2 separate regions of the Homo sapiens genome follow, and region 2 is linked to region 1. Evidence: chromatin contacts called from ENCODE Hi-C data. All regions are on one chromosome and are shown on one strand. The core of a region is the stretch at or near the end of the contact, and the rest is flanking DNA. Distances in the headings are between cores, read along the strand shown. Region 1 holds the start of RAB3C (RAB3C, member RAS oncogene family). Region 2 overlaps RAB3C (RAB3C, member RAS oncogene family).

Region 1 (4,642 bases), core at 830-3,329:
AAAAAGTCTTTGATTTCCTAAAATGTACATTACTCATGACAGCATTTGGAAATTTTAAATTTCAAAAACTTAGTCCAACGACTAAAAATACATTATAAATATGACAATAACTCCATCCACAAGCAAATTAATTTCATTTTACCTTATTTTTATTTTAGTTCTTCATTAAAGTTTTGACTAAAATAGAAAATCACAGTGCCTACTACATAGTTGGTGAACACAAAAAATAATTTTAACTGTTTCCTGAAACATTAATACAGTTCTGTAATATTTTAATGACCTTTCTGAACATTCTAAGCAACTCTGTAAGAAAGCAAAATTGATATACAGTGTGGTTAAATTTTTCGTAATTTATTTTGATTGAAAAAATATCAGTGCATACATAGTTTACTTTAAATATTAACAATCTACTTTATTTTTCAAAAATTCTTGGAAATCTTTTTTATTGTGTAAATTTAAGATGTACATGTTTTAATATACATATACATAGTGAAGTATAATGATCTACTTTTAAAGTCTACAATTAGTGTTTACTTATAATTAAATATGATTAATTTAGCCAGTTGGCTCCTGGTAGTATCTCCAGTAATAGAAAATTATCATAAACCAATATATCTTGATTGCAACAGCCTGTACCTTTATTGTCTGTTCAGATTCTTTTCACATCAGGTCTATAATGAAAAGCTAAGTCACAAATAGAGGTATTAGAAGACACACAAAGGGGCCACTGTTCCCTGGAACAAATCAAATTTTCAATAACTCATAGGTAATTTGAGGACTTCCCTTATATAATCACCCAACAAACAATTAAATTCTATAGATTTTTCATCTAACAGTCCAGTAAGGGGTTCTTAATATACATAACCCATAAAATAAATTAAAAGTAAATCAAAGCATATGTTTAAAGTCCTTGATTCATGAAGAAACCAGTTGGAAAACGCTGAAGTCCGAATTAATGTCAAATATTTATACTCTTGGGTTTGGCAGCAGAGGTGGGTTCTCAGGAGAGACAGCACATTCCAAATGATGTTTTCTATTCTTCTCTCAACCCCACTCATAAAATGCCTTTCTGTTACACAGTAGGATCACTGCTTGATTAATAAACACAAGCTGATGTTTAACGTTAACTGGTAGTACATAGAGACGAGAATTATCACTCATCTTTACTTAAAAACAAAACTTAAGCAAGATGCTTAGGCAGTGGTACTTCTGCACCAGAGTCCTTTGCATTTCTCAAAGGAAACAAACCTAAGAATGTGATTGAAATGGGGAATCGGAGAACAAATGGGCACATAACACAGGAAAGCTCAGAGGGGGCTGTCTCCAAAACAGAGTAAACCAGTTGTGTGGACAGTGATGCTGGCATAGCTCAGGGATATGCCAAGCCCCGATGTGTTTGCTATTTTTTGCTGATACTGGGAGCCTAACTGAAGAAAGGGGACTTTGAGGAGCCTAACATTGGCTTCTCTTTATTTAATGCGCCTTTAACCAAGCGGAATTCGCTCTATGCCGACTCCAGTGGGGAGCCTTCAACCCCGAATCTGATCTATCTGCCTTAAATCCGTGAGTTTTCACCGCGATCTCAAACCCCGGATGCCAAGAGAGGAGATCAATGCCAACACGAGATTGCATGCTCCTCTGACTTTTGTTTGCTTGGGTTTTCATTTTAGACAGACACTCTTATCCTCTTTACAGAGCCTAGAAAGATTGCGAATAGCCCGATCCCTCATCAAGACAGCCCCAATCACAGCCACACAGAGCGTAAAGAAACCCAACTCTGTTCCCAGGGTCATGTCACAGAGCCGCATCTCCGCGGGTGACCGCCTAGACCTTTCCTTACGTTGAACTGCTTGTGCGCGGAGCAAGGGGAAAAGCATCTCTTTCAATTCCTCCCGAGGCCACTCTTTCTTTATGGACCCACCTGCATGGGCGCTTCGTGTCTCATTGTTGGCAAATGTCCTTTCTCTCTGGCTAGGACCGCACTGGTCTGGGCTTCCGGTCAAGCGTGCACAGTCCCGGCGCTCCACGCTCCACACTCTGCACTCTTGGGGTTCGCTAACCGGCTCCAACATCAGCACTGGAGCTGTCCTCTCCTGGCGCCGCACACGCGTACTGCCGAGGAGCCCCGTGCACTCCTGGGAGCTGTAGTCTCGCCCTCCGGGTGTTCCCGGCAAACGGGCGAGCGGTGAACTACAACTCCCGGCAAGCAAGCAAACCATTAAACAGGCTCGATCCGCCAGTCGGGCTCGGCCGCGGAGCCTCCCTACTCCTTTCCAAACGCTCCTGGGTTACCTCTCCCAGTCTCCCCTGCTCTTTTCCTCGCCAGGGGCAGGCGAATGTGACCCCAGCTTATCTCAGCTGGAGATTTTTCTTTGCTAACTATCGCCTTCGGAAGTAGATGGTGATTTTCTGATTAGGAAACAACACTACCTTGTGCTAATTTCCAATGCAAACGAAGCCAGAGCTGGTCTCTGGGACTCTCCGCCCTACCCCTCCCCATCCGAATCGGGAAAGTTTCTACGTTTCCTTAGGCAGAGTGGGGCAGTTTTACAATCTCATTCACCAAACGTAGGGGAGAAAGACGATTAACGGTACACACATAAGGAAAGTGGTTTATCCGCATAATTGCACTGAGAAGTCGCGCGCGCGTACATAGTCACACACACAACCCGCACACCGAAGTGCGTGAAAGCGAGATTTCTGGCTAAGCACCCCAAGGAACTCCTTTCGCCTGCTTACCTTTCCATACAGCTCCATTACAACTCGAGGTTCAGAAATTCTCAAGTGCCCTCGCTACAAAGGAGGTTAGGGCTCTACGTAGGAAGCGGGGCTAAAATGAAAAGGCACAACACAATAGAAGGGGTAGGGGTGGCGTCTGGCGGAGAGAAAAAGGAGGGATGTGGAGAAGACAGCTGATTTAGATGGAGGGCTTCTTTCCTCTGGAGGGAAAGCGTGGAATCCAAGCTGCAGCTGCAGAGAAAGGGCTCAGTCTCTTAGGAAGTGCCAGGGGCGCGATAGCGCTGGCCAGCCCCTCCCCAGGCCCTCCCCCAGGCACCTTCCGCCGTCATTAGCGCGCACACACTGCCGCTGGCCGCGGGCTGCAGAGCTGATAGGGCACTGGGTTATTTACCCAGAGCAAGCCACATAAAATGAACACATTCATCACCGGAACCCAAAAGCACCGTGACAGAATGAGATGGGAGACCTCTATTAAGTTATCCTGTCCTTTCTTTAACACAAAGTCATTCCTTATATTACAACTATACTCCTCCCAGATTAGTTCAAAAAAATGGTTTTGAAATCTAGGAACTGTACTTTTGTTAGACTTATCCTTTTCCTGTCAGTTGACTGATAGGTATGACTATCCATGTCCTCTGTAACTATCTAGAGACAGCCCTCTCTACTTAAAAGTAAACGTTGATCATCCAGCAAATCAGCCCTGCCTTGTCATGAAGTCAAAATTATAACGGAGGCAGAGTGAAAAAGGAATGATTGTGATATTGGCATGGAGGTATGGAAGGAATAACTTGAATCAGCTTTAAACTTCATTGCAGCAGTAGAACAGAGGTTCTGAAACTTAAACGTACTTGAAAATCTGTTGAGACGGAGGTTAAAGTTAAAATTTTTAAGCCACAGGTAGAGATTGATTCACTAGATCTTTTGAGAGGTCTGGAAATTAGCATTTTAAATAAACACTCCAGCAATTCTGATGCAAGTGGTTCCCTTGCCATAATTTGAGAAACATTGTCTTAAAAGAATCTATGTGTAACACTTTTTCAAAGGTGCAAACCTCAAAAATGTCACGGTATGGACTCAATAATGCAACAGTCTAATATTGGGAACCTACCATATTCAATATTTCCATTAATTTTAGTTGATTGTATTATTTAACAACTCTATAATCTGTCTTCTAATCTTGCAATTAGTGAGAATGTAATGCGATATCACCTAGGTAAGTAGTTTTTATAACTATTCAGAAAATACATTTAAGCCAGGTGTGGTGGAGCGTGCCTGCAGTTATAGTTACCCTAAAGGCTGAGTTGGGAGGATCATTTGAACCTAGAAATTCGAGGCCAGCCTAGGCAACATAGTGAGACACCCCCATCTGAAAAAAAAAAAAAATAGAAAAGGCATATATTTAAAAACATAAACCTCATAGTTGAGAGTAGTGTGATGCTTAGAGAAGTTTCGTGTAAATTAGCTAATAACAAAATGGAAAGTTAAAAGAAAATCCAATACCAATACGTATCACAGTAGCAACTTATTAGAAGTATGACTTCTGCAATTTTTAAAATTAAGATGTATCTAAAGATGCATCTCTTTAAAAATTGTTTTCAAGAGAAATGCCAACAAAATAATCCTGACATTTAAATGTATAGAATTGTTTGGCATTTAATAATATTTGCTTAGCTACTTAGAGCCTGCCTTTCTTCAGAACAACTTCTTATGTATATTGTACTATCATCACTTTCTGAAATTCTCAGAATTCAGTCTGATATAGAACATATTTAAACCTTATAAATATTTATCTTGCAAAATTACTGTTCTTTGAGAAGTTTATCCCTTCTCAACATTTCACTAAAATTATATATATCTTCGGATTTTTTAGTATGTCTTTTATTTGTGGAAGAACCCATGAAAG
Region 2 (4,642 bases), core at 1,307-3,806, 84 kb before region 1:
TACTCATTGCTTGTAATTATACCCATCTAGTGAGACTTAGAATATGAAAAAAATACTAGGGAAATTGCTATGGCTAAATTTTGTCCCCCCAAAATTCATATTTTGAGCCCTGACTCTCAATGTAATAGTATTTGGAGGCCTTCAGGAGGTAATTAGGTTGTGGGGGTGGAGCCCTCATGATGGGATTAGTGCCCTTATAAGAAGAGACATGAGATAGCTCTCTCCCTCTTCCTCTGTATGCAGCAAGAAGATGGCCATCTCCAACTGTAAGCCAGGAAGAGAGTCCTTTCCAGGAACTGAATCAGCTGGCACCTTGATCTTGGACTTCCAAGCCCCTAGAACTGTGAGCAATAAATGTCTGTTGCGTAAGCCACCCAGTCTATGGTATTTTGTTGTAGCAGCCAAACTGATTATGGCAGGAATCTTTCATGGGAGACCATGAGTGACTAGAAATTAAGACGTAGGAGCCCCTAACTCTATTTTTGGCTTAGGTACTAGAAAAAAAAATGATTAGAACATTAAGTGGAGGGGTGACTTCTACCTCTCAGCTATATTATTTTCATTTCTAAATTATTACCTTAAACTAGATACTATGAGGTCTTTAAATTTTGGTGATTCTCTGATTTGACCCTGATTATGCCTCAAATATACCTAATGTGGACTCAGAAGACAGGATTTGAAAACTCTGTGATCTCCATATAGGGGACTAGGCTGTGGGACTCATGAAAACCATTGGTTGGGCTTTAATAATGATTTTGTGGAACACTGAGTGCCACAGAAATTTTCAGTTATTTTGAGGATAATTGACTAGAATTTCAGTCTGATATTAAATCTAATTTAAAGCTAGATTCTCAATTTGTCTCCCAAGACCCTAACCTCCCACCCTCATATTTAAGCTGCAAATAAATTCTAGATAGTGTGAACCATTTCTTTGCAAGCTAATTTATTCCTTTATTTATCTCTGAGGGTCAGGTCAGTTTGCTCCACTTAATGTTCTAATCACTTTTCTCTGAAGAGGAAAGGAAGGAACATGACAGCACAGACAGATTTTTAACATGGGCAATTGCAATACAAAAATAATGAAACTGTCCAGACCACTAGAATATAATATTAATTTCAGGACATGCATGGGTAAGCTATGTTATATATCATACTTACAGCATCTACAATGAGGTCAAGTCTACTCAACCCAGATTCTCTCCATAGTTTACACCCAAGTTACAAGAATCAAAACTGGGTTTTGTTTGTTTCTTTGTTTTTGGTAGTAAACTTCACCTGTTTTTGAGCCCAATGGAGGATGAATATTAATAATTTCAAGTCCATATAAGAGGCATAGAATATAATCACCATAAAATACATTATGTGTAAAATAAGTGTCAAGAGACTATCTTAGGAGAGGAGTTAAGTCAGGTTAAAGTAAATAAAATTTAAACTTACACACAGAAATTTACCCTGGCATTATTAAAAGTCCATTTTAAAATGCTATTGATTCTTCTTAGAGCTTTTGGTAAAATAGAACGATATATCTCACGGGGCCACTGTCAGAATTCAATGATATATAATATATATACAACTTTTAGAAAAGTGGCTAGCATGTAGTAAATTCTTAACAAATCATATCCATTTCATCTGTTAGGAATTTTGTATGGCTCCATATAACAGGCACACAAAAGCAGCTGCTTAAGCAAATTAATATACTCTTCCTAGGCAACAGGAGTCTGGGGTAGGCAGCCCGGGGCTAGTATGGAAGTCCCAGGCTCCCTCCATCTTTTCATTTGGCTTTTGTCCTAATGCTTTCAGGATGGCTCCTACACACCCAGGCCTTACAACTACATTCCAGGAAAGGAGGGAGAGGAAATAGCAAAGGGTGCAATGCAGCTAAGTCTGCCCTTTCATTTCCTTAAGTCAGGAAAACAATAGATTCCCAGAAGCCTGCTTAGTAGAGCTCTGGTTATCTCTCACTTGCTAGAACTCTGTCATGCAGATCTATGCAGCTTTAAAGGAGGCTGAGGAATCAAATTTTATAACTGGGCAAATTGCCAAGCTCAGTAAGGCCTACCCCCATTGTTAGTGTCATCAGTGCGTAAAACCAATTCTCATTTGTTTCCAATTGATATGATATGGTGGTTCTGTTGGTAAAGGGGTGAAAAGACATTGGGAAAGCAACTTGGAGAGTCTGCCACAACTATCACCATGATTCATTTACACTTCACATAGTCTGTCTAAAAGCATCAGATAATTTTGTTTTCCAACATTAATGGCAATTGGTTGTCTCCCCAGGACAAAACGCTCAAATGTTCAGATGCAATAAAAGAAATTTTTGGCTCTGGTCTGACGTCCCACGCACGTCATCACCTCACTGCTGTTTTCATATTTCCACCCAGTTTTGTAGCACAACTTTCCATAAATCATCTCCATTATCCTCTGAGTCAACTCCCATATAATTAGCTTCACATTCATCATCTGTCTTCAGAGAAGTCGCAGTTTCTTCCTGGGGAAGATGCAGGCCTTCCTGCCCTGACCGCAGCTCAGGCTTCCAGCTGATTTCCACCTAACTTCATCCACATGTGTGACCAGCAGCCCCTATCTCTACTAACTGGTCAGCCTAGTGTGGTGTTACAAAGACTGTGGTGTGTGAACCACCATTGTTTGGGAGCTTGTTAGAGATTCAATATCTTTTGCATGCTTTGATCCTCTGGAATCAGAATCTATGGAAATAAGGCCTAAGAATCTTGAATTTTAACAAATACTCCAAGTGATTCTCATTTATGCTCAAATTTGAGAAAGACTGTCCTTGTCCCCCGCAGTGGTTTTCAACATATCTGTAATATAAACACTTGGCAAAACTAGAGATGTGAACACTTCAAGCTATCCACTCATACAGAGTAATAGCTTGTTCACCTTCTCTGTCAACAAATACTTTACATATTTTTGGTCTCAGTGCAATCAAATAAAGCACAGCTGACTTGGGGAAACATGAACATTACAAACAATAAAATAAAGCCAATTATATTGTGTTGTGCCAATTTCCTGAGGGACATTGAATATTACCCTATGCAATCCCTAACCAAATAATTATAGCTGTCTACTATTGTTTCATCCTCTTACCCCTGTGTGTTGGAACCTGCCAGAAGCAAGGAATTAAAATATAGTACAGCCCATCATCTATTCACAGAAATCTATTGCAGAAACAGATGAATTTGCAGTGCAGGCAATAAAAGGGTTCTTTGTGTCCCTCAATATTTTAGTGCAGTGTATTGGCCTTCATGATCCTCAGTAGATATGCACGTTTCCCACTGACTCCTACATTAAAGGATTTGTAGAAGTGTAGTATTCCATGACTTCATTGAGTTTCAAAGAAAATAAGCTTATCAAAGATCCCTATTCCTAAATATGTAAAATAAGATTAAATGTCCTTTGTTTATTCATTTCTTTGTTCTAAAATACATGTATGGGATACCTTTAACATGCAAGGCACTATGATGCTACCACGAAGATAGAAAATGAGTAACACGGAGTTTGAATGACCTCAAGGAGAAGCAGTCCCAGGATTTGCATTGAGAAGATGATTTTTTCCAAAACAAGTGTCCATCAAGGAGTTAATGAAATAACAGCAATAAAATGAAAGCACGTAAATTCAAGAGCATTTAATGGACCATTTATTGTACTACTTCAATCTGAAATCATTAGTACCTTTCTTTGGTACTAATAAATAGTCTTCTGTTTCCTGGTAGAGCCCAAGATGTAGTGTTTTCTGATAAGGACAGGCACATAGCAGCTCATTTCTCAGTAGGACTACTTAAATAAATAGAAACTATATTGCAACTGAAAGAAGTTGCTACCAAATTTGCACGCAAAACATTTTTCTTAGGTCACACACTCACATTTTCTGCAAAAACACTAATGGCTATCAGGTATTACTTATCTCTTATCTTACTCATAATGCAGTATTCCCCCATAAAAGCCTTATCCACTTACCTGCCTGGTAGGATTAAACAATATATAATGATTTTTTTTGTGCATTAAATTTTACACACAAATGTTCTCATAAAGATATGAATACTTTTCCGACTTATTTTTGCTCATCAGAAAATACAGAAATATGTGTGCTGTTTTAGACAAACTGGTCAGGGAAGTCCTTTTTCAGGAAGTGATATTTTAGCAAATAACATTAAGGGAGTGAGATTAAGGAGGTGACGTTAGAGCAACTATATTAAGGGAGGGAGTAAACTAGACTATGATCTGGGAGAAACATATTTCAGAGGCTGGAGGCATCCAGCGCCAAGATCCTAAGGTGGGAACACCTTTGGAGTATTTGAGAAACCAAAAGAAGCCAAGTGTGGTTAGGAGCAAAGTCAGCCAGAGGGAGAATAGTAGGAAATGAGCTGGGAAGGGACGTCAGGAGCCAGCTCCTGCAAGTCCTATTAGGCAACATTGAGGAGTTTTGGATTCTTAGTATATTATGGGAAGCTACTAGATGGTTTGCAGGAGAGCAACATGATTTAATGTACTTTATCAAAATTAAATGTTTTATTTTGAATTAAATGTAGATTCACATGCAGTTTTAAGAAATGATATAAAGAGATCCTGTGTACCCCTCACCTAGTGTCCCCTAATGGTAACATCTTACAAATCTATAGTA

What was found. A loop is a pair of places that touch in the nucleus more often than their neighbours do. Pooled maps may share reads with other maps.
Region 2: a map of endothelial cell of umbilical vein shows a loop between it and region 1 (5-fold over the local background). The contact joins the enhancer-like site here to the promoter of RAB3C in region 1. A Hi-C loop is called at or near these places in 1 of 168 maps with a recorded cell type or tissue (endothelial cell of umbilical vein) and 1 of 50 pooled maps.

What each region holds. Positions count from the first base shown.
Region 1 is chr5:58,580,512-58,585,153 of GRCh38, reverse strand. RAB3C (RAB3C, member RAS oncogene family) reads right to left here and starts at 2,079. Exons shown (of 5, transcript NM_138453.4): 1 at 1,922-2,079. The coding sequence starts at 1,945. RefSeq lists a silencer at 2,073-2,272.
Region 2 is chr5:58,664,595-58,669,236 of GRCh38, reverse strand. All of the region lies in intron 2 of RAB3C (RAB3C, member RAS oncogene family), which reads right to left. Among named protein-coding and RNA genes, the nearest start is that of RAB3C, 84 kb to the right of the region's middle. Within about 2 kb of position 2,556, at least 2 of the 41 ENCODE cell types and tissues checked have a DNase peak (open chromatin) inside an H3K27ac peak, as active enhancers do; they include endothelial cell of umbilical vein, where a contact is called at or near this core.